3 separate regions of the Homo sapiens genome follow, and regions 2 and 3 are each linked to region 1. The links are chromatin loops, found by intact Hi-C in ENCODE. Cell type or tissue: Caco-2. All regions are shown on one strand.

Evidence for each region. Hi-C counts contacts between places; a loop is a spot of excess contacts. Peaks named below come from ENCODE experiments on the same cell type or tissue, not always from the same donor. Only the 100,000 strongest peaks of a DNase experiment are listed, where the experiment ranks them.
Region 2: a loop joins it to region 1, with 7 times the contacts of the local background. A loop is called at or near these places in 6 of 110 quality-filtered maps.
Region 3: it touches region 1 in a loop (9-fold over the local background); 52 of 110 quality-filtered maps call a loop at or near these places.

The regions. Positions count from the first base shown.
Region 1 is chr6:167,218,867-167,221,366 of GRCh38, forward strand. No RefSeq gene overlaps it. Among named protein-coding and RNA genes, the nearest start is that of HPAT5, 8.2 kb to the right of the region's middle. RefSeq lists an enhancer at 2,455-2,500. In Caco-2, no CTCF peak of the experiment used is centred here; a DNase peak (open chromatin) is centred at 1,335; H3K4me3 peaks cover 832 bases.
Region 2 is chr6:167,370,550-167,373,049 of GRCh38, forward strand. No RefSeq gene overlaps it. Among named protein-coding and RNA genes, the nearest start is that of TTLL2, 47 kb to the left of the region's middle. In Caco-2, CTCF peaks have their summits at 1,336 and 1,539; no DNase peak of the experiment used is centred here.
Region 3 is chr6:167,285,123-167,287,622 of GRCh38, forward strand. It overlaps a transcript of UNC93A not described here. Among named protein-coding and RNA genes, the nearest start is that of UNC93A, 4.9 kb to the right of the region's middle. RefSeq lists an enhancer at 2,417-2,500. In Caco-2, no CTCF peak of the experiment used is centred here; no DNase peak of the experiment used is centred here.

The DNA.
Region 1 (2,500 bases):
ACTTTGGAAATAAATGTACTCATGCTGTGTGTGTGTGTGTGTGTGTGTTTAAGGAAGAACAATTTGTGTAAATACAACCATGGCTTGAGAGAGTATTTTCTCTTAGCAAATGTTCCAAAGCATCTTAAATCTTGGCAGGGGCTGACCACTCCGCCTTCCCCTGGCTAGACAGGCCACCTCCTGAGCTGAGCGGGCATTTGGGGCTCTGGCTTCTTCCTCGGCCAAGGAGAACCCAGAGAGCCAATCAGAGAAAAAGCTTTGGGGCCAGTTGGCTGTGTCAGGCCCTCAGCCAAGACCCTTAGCTAATTTCCATTACTTATCAGAGAGGGCAGACCCATTGAGGGGTCTGGAAAGCAAGGCTGGCTGGAAATACTCCCATCCTCACACCATTTGTGAATCCTCCCAGCCTCCATGGCGTGGTTGAAGCTGCTGGTGATGTCCTGGGATTCTGGGTCTTTCTCTCAGCCCACGTCTCCACCTGGGGCATGTGAGTGGCCTGACTACTCATCCAAGACTGTCGAGGGTCTGCAGGGCCCCTGAACAGCAGCATCTGATTGGGCTAAGGCACCCTCATTTTGCACCAGAGTGAAGGAGAGCAGCAGCTCTGTGACTGATCACTGTCTTCCACTCTTTCTATCAGGGCGACAAAGCTAGGTGAGCCCGAGTGCGGAGAATCTGGCCTGTTCCACTCTCATAGTCAGGGGGATCGTGTAGGTCCTGGTTCAGAACACACTCGTGTGAACTGTGCACACACACACTCACACATGCACACACACATCCTTTTTATTTTCCAAGTTCGTAGGTCCTTTTCCTTTCCCATGAGCCCTCTGCAGCCTGGGATACAGCACCCACTTCTACAGTCATCCACACTATTTATTGAGCGTCTACCCTGGACCAGGTATGCTTCCCAAGGTACTGGGGTACCACACTGATAAAAGAGCCGGGGGTCTCCATTCTCACAGAAGCCTAGTTCTAGTGGAGGAAACAGACAGTGAACAACTAAGCAAAACAGAGAATTCAAATTCCCATGGTGAGAAGAAGTGCGATCCCAAAATTAGAGCAGCAGATGGAATGATAGGGAGTATGGGGCAGGTACACACGCTATCCACATCGCATCTACACATGGGTGACAGAGCAGCACCCGGGTTTGTAGAGAGCAGCTCGGCTGGACCCAGGCATCACCAGGTCTGCAGCTCAGCAGCCCTTTCTGCCAGCCCCGCAAAGTGGAGCAAGTGGCTCTTTGGGTGGAAAAGATCCAGCTGCGTGCAGTGATTAGCCGAGGAAGCCGTGCTGTGATTGGACAGGTGACAGCGAAGTACGACTGTGACTTGACAGCCAAGGAAGCCGGCCTGTGATTGGACAGCTGAGGGCCAAGTACCTCTTTGTCTCCTGTGCCTTGATGAGCGGCAGAAAGTGCTGATGCTGCTGGAATTTCCTGGGGATTTTTTCTATCAATTATTTTTGTCTATGCAGACAAAGACACAGTGATAGTAAATTATGTCCAAAAATCTCCAAAGATTTCGTGCCTTTGCTCTCACAACCACAAACATCCATACAATTTGAACTCTGTCCTCAAGCGAGATAACGCCATCCTGGGTGACGTGACCTATTTGCAGTCCCTTCGCTCCAGCCGCTATTGCAGCGCGTGGCTTCTAAAATCTCAGCGAGTGTCAGCAGGTGAGACTGAGGCATTTTCCCCGTTTGTTTCCAGCTACGGTGCAATGACCGCCTCTTTTCAGTGGTCCCTTGAGAAGCCACTGTGCCGCTTCTTCCCGCTCAGCGGGCGGTAAGGCCTGTATGTGCAATGTGGGTCTCTCAGCAGCTGCTCCTGCTGGAAACTTCTCCACTGACTTTGGAAAGGATTTGCTGGAAAGCTGTAGAAAGACAGACTGGAAAGGTACTTGATATGATGAAGGGAGAACATCTTGTAAAGACAAGCATTGAAGGTTATTGCTTAAGTTTTGACTAAACATAACATGTATGAAAAATCGTATACATATGCATATGTATACATGAATATAAATAGATACATGTATATATGGACATGCATATATATAAAATATAGGCTCATTGTGTGTGTGTGTAAATATATATCTAGGGAGAGAGAGAGACATCAAACTCTTCTCTAGATAATTAAATTTCTGAGAGGAAAGGGGCGTGTATCCTTTTTTTACTGGATGCACCTATATACTATTCTGTATTTTGTTTTGTTTTGTCTTGTTTTTGAGACGGAGTCTCCCACTGTCTCCCAGGCTGGAGTGCAGTGGTGAGATCTCAGCTCACTGCAACCTCTGCCTCCAAGCTTCAAGAGATTCTCCTACCTCAGCCTCCCGAGTAGCTTGGACTACAGGTGCCCGCCACCATGCTCAGCTCATCTTCCTGTATTTTTAGTAGAGTCAGGGTTTCACTATGTTGGCCAGGCTGGTCTTGAGCTTCTGACCTCGTGATCCGCCCGCCTAGGCCTCCCAAAGTGCTAGGATTACAGGCCTGAGCCACCACG
Region 2 (2,500 bases), 150 kb after region 1:
GTGTCACCGTGCAGATCGGAGGGTCTTGACAACAGGGTCTCACTTGCCTGAGTGCACCGAGGAAGCAGAACAGCCTGGCTCATAGAGAGCCTTGCCCGCCTCCACAGCCTGTGCTCTGCTCGTCCCCACCAACCCATCCTGAACACCCAGAGGAAAGGGGGTACAGATGTGCAAAATCGTTCCTAATAACTGAGTTAGTTTTGATTTCTTTTAAAAAAAGACAGATCTTTTTTCAAAAAAGATCCATTGTACACACCACTCTCCGACTGGGTTTGATCTTCTTCACGTCACCATTAGAAAACCGGATGATGTGTTCTCACTCAGAGGTGGGAATTGAACAATGAGAACACTTGGACACAGGAAGGGGAACATCAGACACCCAGGCCTGTCGTGGGGAGGGGGGAGGGGGGAAGGATAGCATTAGGAGATATACCTAATGTAAATGACGAGTTAATGGGAGCAGGACACCAACATGGCACATGTATACATATGTAACAAACCTGCACATTGTGCACATGTACCCTAGAACTTAAATTATAATAAATAAATAAATAAATAAAAGAAAACCGGATGATGGTCGCCTTCTTATCCATGCTCGGCTCCTTCTGGCTGGCCTCGGGGAAGGTGGTGATGGCACAACCTTCGCTCAGTGCCTGTTCTACCTTTATGGAAACACAAAAGCTCCAAGATGAAAAATGATGTAAAGCCTGATTATTGTGGTTTCATTATTTTTTCTCCAATTCAGAATTATCATATGATTATCGCCTACATGGCATTCTCGACACTGGCTGTGATATTTCCCCCAAAATTGTACTGACTGAGTAGATCAGGTCCAAATTCCCATCCCCGAATGTGGTTATCAGTAATGAATAAGTGCTATGATCTGTCCCACCAACATTCGTCTTTCATAAGCTCGTGTCCCACAGTGGCCATCAGTCTAGATCTTCCACGGCCGCTGACTTGGTGAGTTTAGAGTCCTGGGCCATGGGAATTGTGGTAATTACTACGTAAAAATTACTCTTGGAAGCTTTTTCTTTCCTTTTCATCCCAATCTCCTTACCTCTACGCTCCTACGGCCCATCCCAAAGATGTGTTGATTTTAATTAACTATCAGCAAATATTATATAACCTCATGTGCATAATGCTGGACAAGGAATGTAGAAAGAATATCTTTGTCTTCACATTGAAAATATTACTCATGTAAAGATTAGCAAAAGAAAATATCTGAGAGAAATAATCTCAAGATCTGGGGAGTTAAGATAAGTGCATGTGAAAATTCCAAATGGCAAAATGTGTTTTTGTTATTTATGTCACACTGTCCCTCTTAACCATAGCTCAGAAATATAGGTGTTAATTCAGCTGAGAAAATACAAAGGGAATAGAAGCGAATGCTGGGCTTCTTAAACTGTCTTCAACCATCCACCAAACAAACCTTGACGGTGTGCGCCACCTGCTGGCCGGGACAACAGCCTCCTGTTTGATGGGGTTTGAACTAAGATGACTCCACCTGCTCCCAAACCAACTCGGTGAATGAAGCAGGGCTGTGTTCAGTTCCGTATCTGAAGATGAACTTTTAACCAACACTAACAGCTCCGACAATGTTTAAAGAATCAATTACTCTCAGAAGTAATAAAGCACAAATAATATTTTAAATGTTCCACATGAAAAGAATCAAACAATCTATTTTGGAGTTTATATTATTAAAAGAAAGAAAACACAAAAAAGGAAAGAACTTTGGCATATCCAATGCAAGATACACAAGAAGTAGATGCAAGATGAGTCACGAGAAGAGGAAAGTGCTGAAGACCTGGGAGGGAGGGTGGGGGAGCCAGAGACATAGGGGCAGGCAGAGGTGGGTGACCGCTGGTTGTGGGGAGAAAGGAAGGATCGCGCTAGCAGAGGGCACAGCGCGTTACCTAGTTCTTGTGTCCTCATCTTCGTGGTTTCATGAGCTTCAGCGATTGGTTCCTCCATGCACTTAGCCAAGGAGGAGCATCACTTATGTCTCATGGACCTGCCTACGGGGATGGCAAGGTCAGGTGCTCAAATGATGTGGGTTTCCTTCTCCCCTGACAAACCACTACAACCACTGCGCTAAAGACAAAAGCATTTCAGTGAATTCAAACTGTTACTGCAAGTAGCATTCCCTGTTGTTCATTTATCCAAATGCTTTACCCGCTTGCAAGACATGAATTCGCTTTTACTGAGGCAGAGTTCCCTCAGCAAAGCTAGCCTGAGGCCGACTCCCAGTTTCTAACAGGCCAGCAAGAGGCGTGAGATGAACGAACTGTTGAGCTGAAGAAGCAGCGATGATGTGCTGCCCCAGGCAGGACTGGGTCTCCTCGGAGCTCACAAAACACTGTAGCCGCAGCCGCAGCCGCAGCAGGTGCCTCTTCCCACCCCTTCCTGAGTCAATGCCGACCACCGCCACCTTGACGCGTCCTTCCGGAACTGAGCTCTCCTCAAGGGCTAAAATGTGGTGGCTGGAAGATATTTGAGG
Region 3 (2,500 bases), 66 kb after region 1:
AGTGGGACACATAGGTGTGTGGTTACCTGCCCGAGAGAGGGTGGCTGACCATCTGGGACACCATGCCCAGTCACACTCCCTGCCACACAGGCTGGCCCTGAGCCATGGCATTTAGGCCAAGGGGAGGGGCCCTGGCTGGCATTTGTCACACGTCTTCCCGTGTCTAAAGTGCAGAATTCGGGAAATACTTCTGAGGGCAGGATTGCCATGTAGCCAGCTGTCTGCCAGGGTTCATCCCAGGGCCCAATCCCACTGTGTGCTTCTTTACAGCTCATCATAAACAGGTCAGGACAAAAGGAGTTGCCAGCCAGGAGGGGAAGTGAGCTGGGGCCTAAATGATTGGTGATGAGCCGGGACTCACACTGCAGTGCCCACATGTGCCTCGATGGTGGCCTGACTCGCCCGTGGGGCTGGCGGGGATGAGAGTTGGCCTCTGTCGCAAGCACAGGGCTGGAGTCGTGGAAGCGGCTTCCCTGCAGCTGCTGCTGTCTCAGGTGACGGCATCTGGTACCTGAGCTGGCATTCAGTTTCTTTATAACCCACTGGGGTGGGGGTTCTGGAGGGCGGCCCTGGGCAGCAGCTCAACCAGGAGAATGGGCAGCCTGGAGGGTAGGTGGGGGGCTTAGCTTACCTTACAGAGTTCTTTCTACAACAATTCCTTTATAAAAGTGTAGTTTTCTTTAAAAATTGTATTCTTCTTAAATTAGATATTCTTCTTTAAAGTATAGAAGTAGTATATAGGTGCATGAAATAAAAAGAGTAAACATACCCCTTTCCTCCCACCAATTCTATGTCCAGTGAAGAGTTAGTTTTCTTTCTCTCTCTCTCTCTCTCTCTCTATATATATATATATATATACACACACACACACAATGAGCCTATAATACATTTTGTATATATGCATGTCTATATATACATGTCTCTATTTATATTCACATATGGCTATATGAATATATATACATATCTTATATTCACATATGTATATATGGACATGCATATATACAAAATGTGTATATGCATTTTTAGTCAAAACTTAAGCAATAACCTTCAATGCTTGTCTTTATAAGATGTTCTCCCTTCATCATATCGAGTACCTTTCCAGTCTGTCTGTCTATAGCTTTCCAGCAAACCCTTTCCAAAGACAGTGGAGAAGTTTCCAGCAGGAGCAGCTGCTGAGAGACCCACACTGCACATACAGGCCTTACCGCCCGCTGAGCGGGAAGAAGCGGCACAGTGGCTTCTCAAGGGACCACTGAAAAGAGGCGGTCATTGCATCGTAGCTGGAAACAAACGGGGAAAATGCCTCAGTCTCACCTGCTGACACTCGCTGAGATTTTAGAAGCCACGCGCTGCAATAGCGGCTGGAGCGAAGGGACTGCAAATAGGTCACGTCACCCAGGATGGCATTATCTCGCTTGGGGACAAAGTTCAAATTGTATGGATGTTTGTGGTTGTGAGAGCAAAGGCACGAAATTATCTTTGGAGATTTTTGGGCGTAATTTCCCATCACTGTATCTTTGTCTGTATAGACAAAAATAATTGATAGAAAAAATACCTAGAAAATTCAAGCATCAGCCGGGTGCTGTGGCTCAAGTCTTTAATCCCAGCACTTTGGGAGGCCGAGGCGGGCGGATTGCCTGAGCTCAAGAGTTCGTGACCAGCCTGGGCAACACGGTGAAACCCCGTCTCTACTGAAATACAAAAAATTAGCTGGGTGTGGTGGCGGGTGCCTGTAATCCCAGCTACTCGGGAGGCTGAGGCAGGAGAATTGCTTGAACCCGGGAGGCGGATGTTGCAGTGAGCCAAGATCGCGCCACTGCACTCCAGCCTGGGCGACAGAGCAAGACTCTGTCTCAAAAAAAAAAAAAAAAAAAAAAAAAAATTCCAGCATAATCAGCACTTTCTGCCCCTCATCCAGGCTTAGAAGACATGTAAGTGGTTGGCTCTCGGCTGTACAATCACAGCCCGGCTTCCTCGGCTATCCAATCACAGCCGTATTTGGCTCTCAGCTGTCCAATCATAGCCATACTTGGCCCTCAGCTGTCCAATCACAGCCCGGCTTCCTCCACTGCTCGCTGCACTCAGCTGGATCTTTTCCACCCAAAGTGCCACTTGCTCCAGTTTGCAGGGTTCATAGAAACGGCTGCTGAGCTGCAGACCTGGTGATGCTTGGGTCCAGCCGAGCTGCTCTCTCCAAAGCTGGACACTGCTCTGCCGCCCGTGTGGAGATGGGGTGTGGATAGCGTGTGTACCACCCCATACTCCCTATCGTCCCACCTGCTCTAGTTTTGGGATCGCACTTCTTCTCTCCATGGGAATTTCAGTTCTCTATTTTGCTTAGTTGTTCACTGTTTGGTTCCTCCACTAGAACTAGGCTTCTGTGAGAATGGAGACCCCTGGCCCTTTTATCAGTGTGGTACCCCAGTACATTAGGAAGGATGCCTGGCCCAGGGTAGACGCTCAATAAATAGTGTGGACGACTGTAGAAGTGGGTGCTGTA